Regions from separate parts of the Mus musculus genome. Here region 2 is linked to region 1. A link is a loop called in an ENCODE intact Hi-C map of the cell type or tissue named here. Cell type or tissue: left cerebral cortex. All regions are shown on one strand. Each heading gives the region's core, and the rest is flanking DNA. Links, peaks and the distances in the headings are about the cores only.

Region 1 (9,030 bases), core at 629-8,628:
CTAAGCCTTTCAACTGCCATTTCCCCTGCAGCTTCTCAGCTGAGCAGAGGCAGCCCCCTTCTTGTGTCTCTCCCAGTAAGTCTCTTGGGTGGTCCGTTGTGCAGCGGAACTTTGTGGTATTCCTTGGCTCTCAACTACCAGGATGCCGACCCCCTCAGAGCTGTAATACTTCCATTGGGGGAAGACTGTGGGGCTCAGTGTCAGGATGGGCTCAGGACCCCCCCCCCAGGCCAACTTCTTAGCACAAAGATTTATTTGCTTCAGAGAGACAAAGGGTGGGGATTTAGAGGCAAAGACAGGAGATAGAGGATGGGGGGGGGGGGAACAAGGGAGAGAGAAAGGACTGTCCCTGGATAGAGAGGAGACAGATGTGGCCCATAGGAAAATGGCAGTTTATAGTGGTAAAAGGGGACCCCCGTGTTAAGATGAGGTGTTTAATTTTTACTGACCATGTTAACTAGGTGAGCCAAAGGGGGCTTTCAATTGCTGGACTTCAATACTTTGACAGCTAGACCTTGGTTGTCAGCCTTGGGAGGAGGAAGTGCCCAAATATGGGAATAGACCTTGGCGGCTAGTTTCAGGAATGGACTCTAATTGTTTTTAGGCAGAAGGAATTGGGAGGAAGGGCAAGGCCTTCCAGAGCCATGATTGGCATGCTCAGGTTGGCTAGAGCCCCTTCAAAGCCTTTACCCTCCGAGCTGTAACACTTACAGAATCCATAACTTGCTCCACCTTCAATGACTGTAAAAATGGCTTATCTGATAAAGGTCTAGAATAAAGGCTGAGGTCCATTTGGTGTAGCACAGAATCAAACCCTACAAAGGTGGCATACATACTTACAATAGTGAAATGTGGTGTCTATAAGCCCCAGTCCCAATGCCATGCAGGCTGTCCCAGGGCCAAAGTCCTTTAAGGCCACTGAGCAATCTTTAGTGACTGCACCAACAGCTGAAGAGTTTAAATCCAACAATACCATACACAGGAGGAAAGGGAATGAAAATCCTCAGGCCCAGGATAGGCTACCTCCCTGTGAGTCATTGGCCAGAGAAGCCCCTGAGGGTCCTCACATGATATAGGCTATTGCTACTGTGGTTGGTTGTATACCAGGGCTAAACAATAGAACCTTATTGTTGAAGACACTACATATCTGTGTGTTTTGACTATAGGGTGAGAAATTCAGCTGTGACATAACGGTAAACCCACATCCTGCTGGCTGGCTCCCATAGTATCAGAAGGGGCCACACAGGCTGCTGGTGTGGAACTGTCACCCAACACCTCTGCTTAGCTATTGTTCCTGCATTTTGAAATACCGGCTTTCTAGCAGGATGTGCCTGCTTGTGCAATAGTGGCTCAGCTGTCATGGGCAAAACCTTCCCATTAGATTTAAGGCCCACTCCACAAAAGGGAGTTCACGTCTGGTAGTGTCAGCCAGTACAAAAGCATGCAGATGAGGAGGTCATAGGCCTCAATGGGAAAGCAATCTCTAGATGGATTTTCTAGATGGATTTGGCGTGCTTGCTCAACTGCCTTCTAAATTTGTGTGTCTGCACCCATAGATCACTGTCAGCTTCAACTCATAGCTCCTGGTGAAGCTCCAGATAACAAGTGACTTGTTACTGTGGCATGGTGGCCTGTTTCCTAGCCATAGGTGGACATCTATAGTCACCCCCTCCAAAGTTAAGGGATGAGATGAGGTGGAAAGAAAGTAATGAGGAGAGGAGAAAGGGGTGGAATACTATGTAACAGTTTCCTCAGAGATTAAAACATCCCATCCTGCAAGTAAGATCCTCAAGCAGGAAGGTAAACAATTCAACAGCTTCAGGAAGTTCCTAAAATCGACCAGATCCATTCGGCCCCTCTCTGCCAGAGTTAAAAGTCAGTGCTCAAAGTCCTTCTCAGGTGAAGGGAAGGCAAGCTGCTAAGATGACTCTCAGAGCAGAGAAGCAGCAAAGAATTGATTCTAGGATCAAAACAGCTTTCCTTAAAGAAACAGAAACCAGCAGGGCCGCCTGGTTGAGGTTTAGACCCACCGAGGCACCAGGAAAGGACATTTCCCAACCTGTTTGAGCTGCCTACAGGCTGTGTACACTGTGTTCCAGATTCCTAGCTTTGGGAGCTGTTGGCTTTGTTGGGCTGGTATTTGCTGATGCAACTTTGAGTCATTTCTGTTCCTGCAAGAAACCCCTCACCCATGTTCCTGTAAGTAACCCCAGTAAAACGCGTTGGTTCACCAAGTAGGACATTGGTAGTATCCACAGTTTGGTCTGTCATGGCTTCTGTAATGGTGAACATTGTGTTTAGAGGATAAACTTGCTGTGCAAGCCTTGTAAAAACAAAATTGTTTTGAGCTTGTATAAGCCATAAGGAAGTTTCCCCTACCTTGAATGTACCCTGTCAGCTAGCCTGAGATAGACTATTTCCTGATGCAATTGAGCTATTCTTAAAACCTGCTGATTGTTACAAAAATATTTCACCTCCTCAGCTATCCCAACAAAGTAATAGGGTCACAAGATCAAATAGGCTAACTGTTAAATCCCATTTTTGTATGAAACCCTAGCTTGGATGACTGAGGTACCTGCTGGACATCTGTTTACAAAATCAAGCCTTGCCTGCTCACAGACAGGATACGAGTTAATTTGTCTTACCCAAATTACAACTGTATAGTTTTCACCTTTATAATCTTTGAACTAACAATAGGTAGGGGAACTTACCTGGGGAACTCTTTCTGGTTTGGTCCTGGCCATTTGTGTTTGTTTGTTTGTTTGTTTGTTTGTTTGTATAAAAAGCTTTTACTTGCCGGGCGTGGTGGCGCACGCCTTTAATCCCAGCACTTGGGAGGCAGAGGCAGGCGGATTTCTGAGTTCGAGGCCAGCCTGGTCTACAGAGCGAGTTCCAGGACAGCCAGGGATACACAGAGAAACCCTGTCTCGAGTCTCGAAAAACCAAAAAAAAAAAAAAAAAAAAAAAGCTTTTACTTTACTAAAACCAAAACTTGAGACTTTGAGACTGTGAATCTCTGAACGGCCCTGGACCCACACCTGCTTCCTGTCTGGAGTGAGTAGATGTCTAATTGCTCTTCCTATCCCTGCATCAAGAATTAATTAGTAATTAGTAGCTGCTGAGAGGTGGCATCTGGGGGATGAGCCCCCTTATAGGTCATCTGACCCCAAGTGGTTCTCCCTATACACACAGACATGGGAGCAACACTAGAGGAACTCAGCAGGCTGTGCACATGTATGTGCATGCATGCATACATACATACATACATACATACATACATACATACATACATTGTGTAAGTATAGCAGTAATAGTGAAAGAGGAAGAGGCCACTGCTTTGCAAGGGAGTGAAGGGGACAGTGAAGGGGACAGTGAAGGGGACAGGAGAATGGAAATGATGAAAACACAGTACCTATGTATGAAATTCAAAAGCATTAAACATTTCAGTTTAGTCTTAACATCCCTGCTGAAAACCCACTATCTATGCCTGCTCATGTATCTCTCTTCAGTCCATTTGTTAGTCCCCACGCCAGAGCACCCCACTGCCTTGGGAACTGCAGGTTTGAAGTGTTTCAGAGATGGAAAGGGTAACTCATCCATCTATCTGTATTCTTCCCTAAGACCGTTCTGGCTCTTCAGGGGCCCCTACAGTACCGTACGACTCTGAGGTTCAGCATCTCCATTTTTGTGGGCCGGAAAAGCCCAAACTATTAGAATATGGTGGGAAGGGCTGTTGGAAATTCTATAGTGGTTGTTGAATCAGTAATTGTTTTGGATAGTGTTGACATAGCTGGACAAAGGCAAAATGGGACCCAGTCGGAGCAAAGGCTTGGCAGATCACCCCAGCTTTCTATTCTGCTGGATTATAGCTTCTACCAAGAATCAGTCTCTCCAAAACAATGCTGGGTATTGGCAAAGAAAGATTTCCGGGGTCCCTGCCCTCCTCCCTCGATTAGGCCACGACTGGATGTGGGCAGGGCTGAACTGGAAAGTCAGGGTCTGAGTACACTTTTGAAATTTAACGATTTTTAACAGAAAAACGAAACCAGGAATTAAACTTGGACAAAGAAGTGCTAAGCCTTCATCCTAGCCCTTAGCTCTTCCTCTAGAAGCAGGAACTTGCTAATGTCCTTTCCTGAACGGTAGTTGGTCCATCCCAAACCACACTGCCGGTGCGATAAAAATGAGCAAACACATATAGACAGCTTCAGGGGCTAGCAAGTGGCACCTCCTCTGCTTGCCCCCCACCCCCACCTCCTAGCCTTACCCCCACCCCCGCCAACCACAACCCTACCCCAGGAGGAGCAGCGCAGGGCACTAAGGGGAAATCAGCAGTGGCCCCCTGGGGGCAGACTCCACCCCTTCCCTCCCTGAAGGATATGACCTCAGGCTGGGTGCTCCCCTGAGGCTGGTCCGTAAATGGCTCCGGTCCTGACCCTCTTACAGGAAGGAGTACAGGACATAGCAGCCCAAGTGTACCACTTTGGAACCCTTGAGATGAGCAAGGAGAAACAGCACGTGTTGGAGACTTTCTCTGAAAGCCCTCTTCTGCCTAAAGGCAGGTCTTTTGAGAGAATTCCCTTACAGCAGTGCTTCCCTGAGAGTTCCATAGAAGAGTGATTGTCTCATGCCAGGAGAGGAAGCTAGAAGTCAGCTCTCTCAGAGAAACTCTGTCTCAAGCCACCATCCATTCTATCTGTTTGTTTTCACCTAAAACACTTCACAGGCTGCCTAACACCCCTTCCCCTTCCAAAAGAATGCTTAAGCACCTCTCTTGTTCGTTAATAAGTTTGCTCTCTGTGGTGCATTAATCTGTCTGGTATCGGGCTATTTCATAGACTCATTTAAGGAGTCCTCTGGGAGTCAAGGCCTCCCTCCCTCCTCTCCCTCACTTCATCCCAAACACCCTTCCACCTCCTCCCCAGTTAGCTACCTTGGGTCTGGGGGAGTCCGCAGGGGACACCTTCAGCCTTCCTCACGGCGGGCGTCAATTGTGGTCAGTAGCAAGTACAGAAAGCAGAGCGAAAGCTAGGACCTCGATCTGGGGTGGGTTTAGGGAAAACTTTAGTGAAATTTGCATTCACTTCCTCTGTGTCTCCCTGTACCACGTTCCCTCTCTCGGGTCTCTGCAAAGTCTATCCTGACCTCTGGTGGTAGCACTTGGTTACTGCACCTTTAGAAATACAGGTTGAGAGGCCTTCAGCCTGAAACCACTTGGACCATAATCATATTTAGCTTTCCAGCTTTTGGAGATTTGATGATATTTGCTTTACACATAATGAAATATTTTGAAGGTGGGACCTGTAGCAGTTACTCTTCTGCTGCTCTGATAAAATACCACACTCAAGGCATCGTAAAGGAGAGTTTATTTGGGCTTTTACAGTTCCAGAGGGGTAAAAGTCCAACATGGCAGAGAATAGAAACAATCAGCCGCAGTCACGGTACAGGAACAACGGAGCTCGAATCTCTTACTGCAGGAATGGGGGTGGGGGACTGGAAACGGTGTGTGCCTTCGAAACCTCAAAACTCCGAGATGTACTTCCTCAAGGTACACCATGTCTAATCCTCCCCCAAACAGCACCTTAGACTGGAAACCTCACACCCAACCACCTAAGACCGTGAGAGAGGGACATTTTCATTCAAATCACCACACCCAGAAATGTCAGACTTCGTGGAGCTATCACCAAAATATTCCCCAGTAAGTGATCACCATGCAAGAGTACTCTAGAGAGTACTAATATAAAATTACAATGGAGCAAGTTGTTGGGGTCCAGGAGTCGCCCCACAAACCACAGAAACACCTATCTCAGTTAAACAGGGATGGCTTATTGAACACAAGACTCATCCGCCAGGACGACAGCTCAAAGATACACACTGGACATTTCTCAGGAGAGACTTATAACAAATAAAACTGCAAAACCCACAATGAGTTCACAGGCAGGACCTAGAAGTGCTGCCCAGTAGTCAGCCCTGACTCAAACCATTTTAGACATAACAGTTCGTATTGACCTTTAATTTGATGAGTCCTACCTGAAGCTTATAGTTGTGGAATATCTTAAGATTAGCAAACCTCTTAACGTACAGAACATAACAGAGTATGTGGTCAGCATGGCCCTGCTCTGAGGGGAGTCGTTTTTTCTGCATCAATAACTGGCAGGCACATTACAGCAATGATATGTCTTAGCTGCTTAGTTGGCTGGCATGGAACAAACTGGCCACAGCTGTGCTGGGGGCGGTAGGGGCAGCCTTACCAGAAGTATTAAAAAAAAAAAAAAAAAGCCTTTTCTAAGCCCAACCCTTCCTCTTGATCCCCTCCAGTCTTGCAGAGACTAAAAAGAAACAATGATACCAAAGAGAAGACACCAAGCAAGAAGGAAAAGCAGTTAGCCAGCTCCTCTGTGGCCCAGGTGATTACTAAACCGAGTCCTTTCTTATCACTAAATGAAACCTCTGGTGTTGCCAGGGACTTTAGCCAGCTCCAGCAGATGTGATAGTGTTCAAGCTATGGTGTCCGAATATGTGGGTGGCACCCCTGCAAAGAAATGCTGTGTTTTGCTAATACCTGCAACTCTGCCTGTGGGATTTTATCTGGCCAGCCTGGATACTGAAAGCTTTGAAGCAGTCCAAATGGGAAGTGCTGGGGTTTTCATGTAACCAGAAGCAGACCTCAACCAGGGAGGAACAGGACGGTCTTGGGTGAGCTTCATAGTTCCTCGACTCCTCTGTAGAAAAACTCTGATCTCTTTCTGCTAGTACTACTTCCTTATTTAAAACAACTTCCTTACAGGGCTGGTGGGATTGTTCAGTGGTTAAGAGCATTTGTTGCTCCTGTGGGAGACTCAGGTTTGGTTCCCAGCACCCACATGGTGATGCACAATCATCTGTATCTCCAGTTCCAGGAGAATCTGATGCCCTCTTCTGGCTTCTGCAGATACTGCACACACATGGTGCATATACATACGGGCAAAACAACATGAAACAACATTTTTTAAAAATCTTATTAAAGTTATTTTTGGGTACGTGTTATGTGAGTATAGGTGTCTATGAACCCTGACACTCTGGTGTGTGGAGATCAGAAGGCAGCTCTCACCTTCCTCCTTGCTGAAGCAGCTTCTCTTGTTTCTGTTCCTACTAAGTGCTTCAGGCTAGCTGTCCATTGAGCTTCTGGCTGATCCCCACCCCCCACGTTCCCCCCACACCACCCTCCACCCCCCCACCCGTCCTTTAGGAATGTCAGGATTACAGATGCAGGCCACTCTGTGGCTGCTTCCCCACAGTTTACAAACTCATATCTCAGTGTCTGTTTCTTTTTTTTTTTTAAGATTTATTTATTTATTTATTTATTTATTTATTTATTTATTTTATGTATATGGGAACACGGTAGCTGTACTGACGGTTGTGAGCCATCATGTGGTTGCTGGGAATGAAGGTTGCTCGCTCTGGTCTGCCCCACTCACTCCAGGCTCAAGATTTATTTATTATTATTTCTTAGTACACTGTAGCTGTCTTCAGATGCACCAGAAGAGGGCATTAGATCTCATTACAGATGGTTGTTCAGCCCCTCAGTGTCTGTTTCTTGAGGAGATCAAAACCAAGACTCCAGAGAGTGGAGAGGTAGCTTAGCAGGAAAGAGCACCTGTGGTTCTTGCCAAAGATCTGGGTTAAGTTCCTGGCACCCACGTGACAGCTTAGTAACTCCAGGAGCCCCAACCCCCTTTCAGCCTCCGAGAGCATGAGGCACACATGTATGCATACAAGGCTTTGACATATAGACAAATGCTCATATATTTAAAGGAAAAATGAGGGATTTGAACTCCGAAGGTTCAGAGTTCAAATCCCGGCAACCATCTAATGCCCTCTTCTGGTGCATCTGAAGACAGCTACAGTGTACTTATGTATAATAATAAATAAATCTTTGGGCCGGAGCGAGCGGGGTTGACTGGAGCAAGTAGAGATCCTAAAAGTCAATTCCCAACAACCACGTGAAGGCTCACAGCCATCTGTACAGCTACAGTGTGCTCATATACATCAAATAAATAAACCTTTAAAAATAAAGGAAGCCGGGCGTGGTGGTGCACGCCTTTAATCCCAGCACTTGGGAGGCAGAGGCAGGCAGATTTCTGAGTTCGAGGCCAGCCTGGTCTACAAAGTGAGTTCCAGGACAGCCAGGTCTACACAGAGAAACCCTGTCTCGAAAAAACAAACAAACAAACAAAACAAAAAACAAAAAAAAAAGGAAAATGAATATATCTTTTAAAAATTAAAAATTCTAAGACACCAGGAAAACACAGAATGACTTCAAAGGCTTAAGTCTGTGTTGGGCTAAGTCTTAGTGCTTGTCCAGTCTGTAGACCAATCACACTGAAGTTTTGATTTTACTCATAAGTGAGTTTCCTGCCTGACACCTGGAGATGGCAGCTAGTGGGAGTTTCACCACATCTTGAAACAGAAGATAGATTTTCATCACATAACTCATCTGACTTCCTGCCCCTGAAATGCTCCATTTCCTCCCATGATGCCCTAGGAACCAGCAAGGAGAGTCATAGATGGGGGTCAGAGCTCACTCAGTGCAATTGTCATAAAGCTGGGGCTGGTGGCACACTTAATTCTCAATGACCCAGTTACTTTATTTGTTTTCATTAAAGTGTGGCTCACTGGGCTGGTGAGATGGCTCTGTGGGCAAAGGTGCTTGCTACACAACCATGGAGGACTGAGTTTGACTCCCAGAACACACATAAAGATGGGAAGAGAGAACCGTTTCTACAGAGTTATCCTATAACCGCACTATTGGTTTCCCCACGTCCTAAGCACACATACATAATAATCATGTTTGTTTGTTTTTCAAAACAGGGTTTCTCTGTGTATCTCTGGCTATCCTGGAACTCAGTCTGTAGATCAGACTGGCCTTGAACTCAGAGATCTGCCTGCTTCTGTCTCCTGAGTGCTGGGATCAAAGGCGTGCACTGCCACCGTCACCTGGCTAAATATTTTTAAAATGAATTGTACCCTGAGGTTGAAATTCAGTCATTT
Region 2 (9,030 bases), core at 141-8,140, 150 kb before region 1:
GTGATCAAACTCAGATTTGAAGCTTGCCTCTGTGCCATATTGCTGGTGCCCCTATTGTGGAGCTGGGGAGCCATGCAACTGGGGCAGGTGTGTGTGTGTGTCAAGACAGAAGTCAAGGTATATCCAAACCCCCAAAATCTCATTTTGAGACCAGCAGGAATAGGACTGTACCTTTCCTGCCCTGGGCCTGCACGTCCAGGTCCATGGAGCCTTACACTCCCAACCTCTGCCAACCCTGAGGTGGCCCTTTAGCCTGGCAGCCAGGTTACAGGTTCAACTTCCTCTCTCCTTATAAGGTCACATTTGGCAAGCACCTGGGATTCCTCTTCACGCAAATAAGGCATTCCCAGAACCCTGGCTCTGGTCAATGATGTCTATTCCCCTCAAAAGCCTCTACCCATTCCCCAAAGATATAAATGGTCTTTCTTCTGCTCCAATTAAAGGAGCTGTCTCCTGAGAAGGCTGTTTGTTTCTTGTGCTCTCACCATCAACCAAGATCCTGTATTGCACCCACCTGCCCCCGTTTAGTTGGTGTGTAATGAGCCTGGATACCCAGAGGAGGAAACGAACACTGGGCGGCACCTTGTGATAATGGTTTGCATATTATGGGGAGGCTATGTCTAGGAATTGCAATGACTCATGCCTTCTGCAACTGTTACAAGTTAGAAAGAGAGTGTCACAAGGTGTAGAAGGGAGATTGCTACAGTTGAAGTGGCTGAAAATATCTCACACGTTCCATATGAACCAGGCTTTCAATAAAGTCTTATCAGACTGAGGACACAAAGAATTCTTTGGCTGCAGCTGGTTTCCTTCCAATCCCTACTCAAACTCACCAGGCTAAGCTTCTTAAAGCTTTTTTGTTTGTTTGTTTGTTTGTTTTTTTCGGTTTTTTGAGACAGGGTTTCTCTGTGTAGCCCTGGCTGTCCTGGAACTTACTCTGTAGACCAGGCTGGCTTCAAATTCAGAAATCCATCTGCCTCTGCCTCCCAAGTGCTGAGATTAAAGGCTTGTGCCACCATGCCCGGCTAAGCTTCTTAAATCTTACTTGATCACAGCAACCTTGGCCTCCATTACTCTCAGCATATTCTGCTTGCACTAGGTCTTCATCATGTGCATCTATCTGTGGTTCTAACTTTGCCATCTACAATGTTTTCTGCTTGAACATCTGGCTCTTTGTAAGTCATGCTGTTGAGTCAAAATGGGAATTTATCTACATTTTTGCTATTGAATTTCCACCCACTCTTCCAGGATATTAATCCATCACCCTTGGTCATTACAATACCTGCTCCAGATGTCTTAATGTCTCCCCGTTACAACGTATAACGCCCTTCCAGTCTTTTGATGTGGCCCTTCCCCCTTCATTTAAAAATTCCTTTACAGTGAGCCAATCTCCTGCCTCATTCTGAATGCACTTTTTTGAGGCTCCTGTAAGAAAAAGACAGGCCATTCCAGGACCCACCTGGATCCTCTGTGACTTTACCACAGACCTTTGAGTCTCCCTGCTATGGCTTTTCACTGTCCCAGAGCAAGAGGGGATTCCTCTGGGGTGAAAGAAGAGGCTCCCTCTCTTAGCTTCAGGGGACCATAATCCCTACAGGCCACCGAGGGAGTGGGGCAGATTCTTGTAGCAAGGACAGTGTCTAGTTCAGAGGGCTCACAGACAGACGGCTCATGTGGTTTCCAGATGCATCTCCACGGAAAAGTCTGGAAACTTCTTGGGAAGTCTTTTTGTTGTAGCTTTTGTTTTTTTTCCCTCTTACAGCCTGGCTAGCAGGGTCTGTTTCTTGACAAGTTACTCAACTGGCACACTCTTCCCTTCCAGCCTACCCATCATCCCGGGACCAGAGCATCAGAAGAGCAGGCACTCACCTTGCTTCAGTTTCTCTTGGAACAAAGTCCCTTTGGCCTTACCACAGGTCACAGGGAGTGTGGGAGAGAAATCCACAGCGTCATTCTTGGTCTTCTCTGGAACTGGGAGAGCAAACAGACTCAGATAAGTGAAGTGACCTGCACTGAGAGATGAGGTCCAAGGTCATCACCTGCAGACAGCCCAACTTCAGGACAAGTCTGCCACTTGCACCAGGAAAGATTTGGCAGCTCGGAAGCTCAGAGCAGGGATCTCAAGCTAAGAGTCAATTGAAACATTTGTGAAAGGGTTTTAAAAATAGCTCTTGGTAGTTCCTGCTTCCTTCCCCTCAGGGAGAGTTCATGCAGGGCTGTCTCTTGGAGACAGAGGAAAGTGCTGTAAATGAGTGTTGAGTTTGAGGTTGGTGTAAGAGAAGAACATCAATTAATTAATTACTTTGGGAAGATGGAGCCAGGAGTGTTATGCTGTGGGAGGAGGAGCTTCCAGGACCGAAGGGCATGGATCTAAAGAGCCCCAAAGGATGCCCAGCTTAGAAGGAGCCAGGCTGGCATTCAGGCTAGCATGTGGACTGGTTTGTCCCATCACCCATCTCCAGTATCCTTTCAAAAACAGTACAGTAGATGAGAATCTGGAGCCAGAGGCAGACTCTTGGCTCTGTGGTTTCCTAGAAGGACCGATGAGGTTGCAGTGCTGTTACCCGATTTGAGTAGGAGGTTTGCTGCTATCAGATCCTAATTTGAGGGAGAAGCAGAGTCACAGGGAACCCTGAACTACTGTTATAAACCCCGTGGGGTGGGCAGATTAGCACAGTGTGGGGATCTATGGTTCTCTGTCTCCATGGAAACATCTTTGCTAATTCTCTATAGTAAGTAAAGAAGTCGGATGTCCTGAATATGCTTGCAACAGATAAAGGGGCAGTGGGGGCTTGGGGTGCTGTGAGCAGCAAGTTCACATGCAGGGTCAGGCCACGAGCATCACCCCCTCTTTTGCCTGTTGCAGGTACCCCATGTATCCCAAATGCAATGGGCCTTTAGTTCTGAGGACTTCTAAAGCCATGAACCTGACCAGAAAGGGCAGTCTGCTGGTGAGTTCTCACTGGTGCTTGGCCTAGTCTCCTTTGCCCATTTCAGTACAAGATGGAGCCTGAGGGGCAGCCTGTGTGTGACTCCTCAGCAATAGCCAGCCCTAGTCTAAGGAGCTGCAACAGCTGGTGTAGGCCCTCATTAGCGTGAGCAAACAGCCGGGAGCCTGTAAGTAAGCAATTAAAGATAAAAAACAATTTCCTTATGTGAAGGAGCTTCTATGGAGGAAGCCTGATAAGGAAGGGGAGAGATGGGATGGAAAAAACCTAATTAGCAATCCAAAGAGCAGCTTGTGGATGCTTCCAGAACACAGGGGGAAATGCTAAGGTGATGGCTACACCTGAGAAGGTGGCATGTCCAGGCATGACCCGTGGACCAAGGGCCTGGGTGAGGGGGAAGGGCTGAAGTAGGGTGGCTGGAGACGTCCCAGACAGATCAAGACCATCAAGAATTGCATCATTCATTCCAACAAAAAGAAGGCAAGCATCATCCACTTAATAGATGGGGTGAGTGGCTCAGACATGGGGAGAGTGAGGAACCCTGACAGTGACAGGGAGCTGGCCCTGGGATGCAGACAGATCAGAGCTATCTCTGTATCGTTTCTGCAGTAGGAACTTGCCAGCTGATGGGGTGTGTGGTACCTCCTAGGTTGCCCGTGCTCCAGCAGATGGCTCCACACCCAGAATCAACTGGATTCAGTGAGATATGAATATGGGAGGGGCATGTGCTGGAAGTCAGGGGAAGCTGTAGGAGGACAACAGTCAGCATGGATCTGGGCTCCTGCTTCCTTAAGTGTTTCATTAAAAAAGACTAAAGAGGCATCTGGGAATATTCGCTTTTTCATTGGAAAGGAAAAAAAAGGCATTCAGAAGCACCTAAGTGGATTTTAGCTCCTCTGAGTCAATTTTTCTTTTGCTTTTTCTTGAGTTCCATCATGACAATCAAATGACAGCATGATGGGCAAGGGCATCATGGATTTACCCCGTCCAATCAAGCCTCTGCATAAGGTCCCAGAGAAACAATCCACGCAATGCGCAGTACAAGGACCGTCCAGCAGAGGGAAGCATAGGCCCTGGTATGGGCATTCATAGTGTCCTGGCCACTGTCCTGATTTGTTAGTTGTTTAGGTATAAACAGAGGCACAAGGTAGCCAGACACAAAACAGAAAACAAGACTGATCCACTTCTGACCTCCAGTGCCACCCACAAAGTAAACAGAAGGCACACAGACAATTGCCCAAAAGTCTGAAAGAGCCTTGAAGAGAAGTCCCTGGGGCAAGCCACATCTGGAGACCTATCTATGCTCCTGCCCCTGGACTGGGGCGGGTGGGGGTGGGGGTGGAGTGGGAGGGGTGAGAAGGGGGAGGAGGGGGGAGGAGGGTTGGGAGTTGGGGGGGATTTCCTTGTGAAAGCAATACTTATTTAAGGTGGTACCTATGGGTGTGGAACACAGAGGGAGCAGGAAGATAGGATTTCTTCTGGGTGACTATGAGGAAGAGGTGGTGGTGGTGGTGGGAGCACACAGTGGCAGTTATAGTGCTGACTAAGAGAAACCAACCAGAAGGACTGGAATTTGCAAAGCAGTGAGGTGCTCTCTGCTACTGGGGGCTGGGAGAGTATCCTTGTTCCACAAAGGCATGGAACATAGAAGAGCATCTCCAGTGATTTGCAGAACCTGGGCTGTTTAAATAAAAATAAAAGAATAAAGAAGAAAAGGAGGAAGAGGAGGAGGACGAGAGAGGAGGAAGAGGGAGAAAGGGGAAAGGGAGGAGGAGGAAGAGGAGAGGGAGGAAGAGGAGGAGGAGGAGGAGGAGGAGGAGGAGGAGGAGGAGGAGGAGGAGGAGGAGGAGAAGAAGAAGAAGAAGAAGAAGAAGAAGAAGAAGAAGAAGAAGAAGAAGAAGAAGAAGAAGAAGAAGAAGAAGAAGAAGAAGAAGAAGACGACAACAGAGGGAGGGGAAAGGGAGGAGAGAGACTGTGGGGGAGAAACAGAAGATTCCAGAGCTCATTTCTTAAAGCAAGCAGTAGTTTTTGTGTGCCAGAAATGTGTGGTGGGATCAAGAGTTGGCTCCTCGAGTAATGGGGCTTGCTATGTAAGCCTGGCACCCTGAATCTCATTCTAGGAGCCTGAACTCCACAAAACTCATCCTCTGCTCTCCATAATACTCATCCTCTGACCTACATACGCACCCTTTGGCCCATGAGTCCTTTCGTAACAGTGCGGGTTGCCTATGCATAGTTTTGTCTGTATATGGGTGTTTTGTTTTGCTTGCATGTATAGCTGTGTACCACGATCATGCCTGGTGCTCCCGGAGGCTAGAAGTCATTGGATCTCCTTGAGCTGGAGTTAAAAGATCATTTTGAGCCACCATGTGGATGCTGGGAATCAAAACCTGGGTCCTCTGGAAGAGCAGCCAGTGCTCCTTAACCTTTGAGCCGTCTGGGAAGAGCCTGGATTTCTAGAAACAACCCTGATTCATAAGCTGGAGATTTTCAGTGTAGGGTGAGCAATATTCTCGAACACAGATTCTCAGCAGTGGCGATACTGTCCTCAGTGGTCAAACATTATATTTTTATAGGAGGGGGGAAAGATGAGTAACACCACACACATAGTCCAGTCCATGCATGTCTATATATAAGTAGTCTTAAGCTATCATGAGAAGGTTGTGGTGAGAAAAGAAATATCCAAAGGGCTCTTTAGGGCAGTGGAAGTCTGGCTTAGAGCAGCCTGGCTGCTCTGACTGTGGGTCCCCGCTGGCTGCATCTTGAGACCCACAGTGCCCCATCCTTACCTTGTGTGGTTCTTCGTGCTGTGCTGGGCCTCTTTCTACCACTTGTTTTTGATGCCTCTTTGCTGATCTCTAAAAGAAAGAAGAAGAAAGAAACACTGTTCTTTGTCCGTGGACACTCTGTGAGGAGTCTCCCAACCCTCGAAGGGCCTCACATACTTCAGAGCTGAGGATTGCAGACTCCAAGTTGCCTCCTCTCCCGAGGGTGGGAAAGTGGAAAGTTCAGAATAGAAAGAACACTTCTGTCACGTCTCCAAATTACATAGTTGTCCCAAGAATATGTATGTACCTGTGTTGCTAGCTCACAATATAGTTCAACACTTTCCAAATGTCTGAGACATTATAAAGTCTTATATGAGTAGAAGACCTGTCCAAGATGGAGAGCCAGATGTGGAGGGTCACACGTTGAATCTGAGTACTTGGTAGGCAGAGGCAAGTGTATCTTATCTTTCTGAATTTGAAGCCAGGCTGATTTATATAGTGAGTTTGAAGCCAGCTAGGGGTACATAGCAAACAAACAAACAAAACAAACCACTGTATCAAAAAAAAAAAACCCAAAAAAGAAAGAAAGAAAGAAAGAAAGAAAGAAAGAAAGAAAGAAAGAAAGAAAGAAAGAAAGAAAGAAAGAAAGAAAGATCAAAGAGATTGGACACAAAGAGATCTACCCACCTTTGCCTCCTAAGTGCTGGGATTATAGGCACAGGCTACCACACGCAGCTGGCGTAACAGTTTATTTTAGCAGAGAACAACAGTACCAGAGATAAGGATTCAGAGTCTAGCTGACAGATGATGGGGCTGGTTAAGAGCATGCAGTGCCCTTGCAAAGGACTGGAGTTCCATGTGCGGCGAGATCCTCTCCCCATCCTCAGCCACAGCCACAGTCAGGTGCGTGAGTTCAGACGCAGCTCTAAGCATCTACCTGTTTCTCACAGAGCCCGACATCACTGAGAACTGCAGGAGCTTGCACGGACACCCGTCTTCTAAGTTTGTTTTTGCTTCAGAAATAATTTTCTCTCACATGCTTCCTTGACCAAATTATTTCACTTTAAACAAAGATTTTTTTTAAATTATGTTTTTTTTTAACTATGAATAATGGAGAAACAGGTAGACATAAACAACACAGATGTAGACCTTGGGAAGTTCTTAGTAATCTTTAAGATTGTTAAATCTAAAGGGTTGACACCCTCTTTCTTAGGTCTCAACTGAGGTGACCTGTGGCTGTTTCTTTATCAAAAACTCCTTGTCCATTCGTTGCCTCTCTTTGCCCCTCGCCTGTTCTCTCTGAAAATCTCTCTGCTAACACGGAGGTCATGTATCCCCCGACCCCTGCACCAGCTCTGAGAGATTTGCCCAGGCTGAGCCTTTCCAATGGCAGGTGCCACCCTCAGCCTTACCTTGTGAATTGGATGTCTGGGCACGCCTCATCCTTGTTCTCTGTGTCTTGGTCACCTCCTTCACGTTCGTAGATGAGTCATCTTTCCACAAAGTCCTCCTGCTCACTGCCTTGAGCTTCTCTTGAACTCCATGTCCAGGTGAGGCCACTCCTGCTGAGACGACTCATGTGTGGTTGAAATGGAGGTTCCTGGAACACTCCTTCCTTCCTTCATAGGCTCCCCATCCCAGCCCCCCTTCCAGGTGAATGTACCTCACTTTTGCTGTTTTCTCTTATGTGCACCATGCTTTCTCCCCCCACATCACCATAAGTTCCCACCCCAGGGAGCTCTTATAAGAATTAACCAGGTAGCTGGGCAGTGCTGGTGCACACATTTAATCCTGGCACTTGAGAGGCAGAGGCAGGCACGTATCCATGAGTTTTGATTTCTTGAGGCCAGCCTGGTTTACAGAGCTAGTTCCAGGACATCCAAGGGCACACAAAGAAAAACCAAACCATACCAAAACCAAACCAACCAAACAAACAAAGATTTAACCAAATAAATAAATATGGAGGGATTCGGGATCAGGGCAGATTCTGATTCCTGTTTCTAAGACTCGTAAACCATGAGGCACAGGCCTGGGATTCTTCAGGCAGTGAGGAAGGGACTTCCATGTAGCACCCATGTTCAGACAGGCAACACCCGAAGGCCACTGGGCACCTCTAAAGCATCGCAGGGGACAGCCCTATGCCTGTCGTGAAGACAGCTTCTGGGCGAGGGGTGGCAGAGGCCCAGAGGCTCTGCAGTGGACAGGACTGGTGGATGGATGAGTGGCCTTCACTGAGGAGGGGAGGACACAGCACTTTTTCCTCTCGGGACTTTGGAAGCTGCCTCCCCAAGGACAGCTGCATCCACTGGCATGAGAACACCTTTCTGAAGCTTTTCTGGGGGCTTTTCCTCTGAACTGCCTCTCAGGGCTAGGACCCAGGCTCTTCTGCACCTTATCTCAAAGTAGCAAAGTTTATTTACTCTCCCTTTAGTTAGGAAGGATGGTTGCCATCCTAGTGTGTATAAATAAAGAGGAAACCTGACACTCTGCACCCTTCACCTTGGGCTGTGTAACCTCAGAACAGGATTCCAACATGTTCCAGTTCACCATTTACTCAGTGGCAAAACAGGTCTGGTGAAATTTAAAGCCAGTTCGCTGTGCTGACCAGAACTCTTGTGTGCCTGCCTATCCAGTGAGTTCAGAACGAACTCCATCAGATCTACAGCCTTTGCTGAAGCCTCCTCCTGTACCCCCTTGCTGGAGTCTCCTCCAGCATCCCCTTACCCATCATCTCATCTTGACGGGGCTTTTTTTTCTGCCGTCTTCTTTTGGAATTTGACCAGTTCGGACGTTTTTTTCTTCTTGCTAAGAAGAAAACAAAACAAAGTCTTTTATAGTCACATAGAGCTGTCAGTCTTTTTTATTTAAAGAATTCAACTATGTTTTTGTCTGTTAATTGTGCACTTGCACGTGTGTATATGTGTATGATTTAACTCCGAGTTATCTCTCTGATCTCAACCCTAACCTTTTTAAATGACCAGCTGGGAAGGAAGAAGAGATCAGAGTTTTGAACTAGAAGGAGCAAGCTTCAAGGACAAGTGTTAAAATGAGAATTCTTTGAATCAGTTCTTGGGAAATTAAGCTAGGGAACAGATAATGGTAGAGCCTAAGGATGACTTCTGGGCATGAGAAACCAAGAATTTGTGAAGGGAAAACAAGAACCAGACATGAGGAGATAAAGACTTGAGCAGCTGGAGTATTGGATCGTTTGCCTGCTATCCCAGCACTTGAAAGCATCCAGGACCATGGAAAGAACCGAGGTGGGAGAAAACGGACTTGGAAGGCTTCCAGGAAGCAATGGGGAAACCAATGGA

What was found. Hi-C counts contacts between places; a loop is a spot of excess contacts. Peaks named below come from ENCODE experiments on the same cell type or tissue, not always from the same donor. Only the 100,000 strongest peaks of a DNase experiment are listed, where the experiment ranks them.
Region 2: a loop joins it to region 1, with 17 times the contacts of the local background. A loop is called at or near these places in 23 of 42 quality-filtered maps.

What each region holds. Positions count from the first base shown.
Region 1 is chr1:85,731,539-85,740,568 of GRCm38, forward strand. A630001G21Rik (RIKEN cDNA A630001G21 gene) reads right to left here and starts at 5,068. Exons shown (of 6, transcript NM_177055.3): 1 at 4,934-5,068. In left cerebral cortex, for the core only: a CTCF peak has its summit at 5,161 (motif pointing left); DNase peaks (open chromatin) are centred at 4,326 and 5,148.
Region 2 is chr1:85,577,775-85,586,804 of GRCm38, forward strand. It overlaps Sp110 (Sp110 nuclear body protein), which reads right to left. Exons shown (of 12, transcript NM_030194.1): 7 at 8,441-8,521; 8 at 7,129-7,278; 9 at 5,738-5,806; 10 at 1,870-1,971; 11 at 1,283-1,425. Among named protein-coding and RNA genes, the nearest start is that of Sp110, 17 kb to the right of the region's middle. In left cerebral cortex, for the core only: CTCF peaks have their summits at 3,938 and 4,165; DNase peaks (open chromatin) are centred at 3,626, 5,167, 7,297 and 7,550.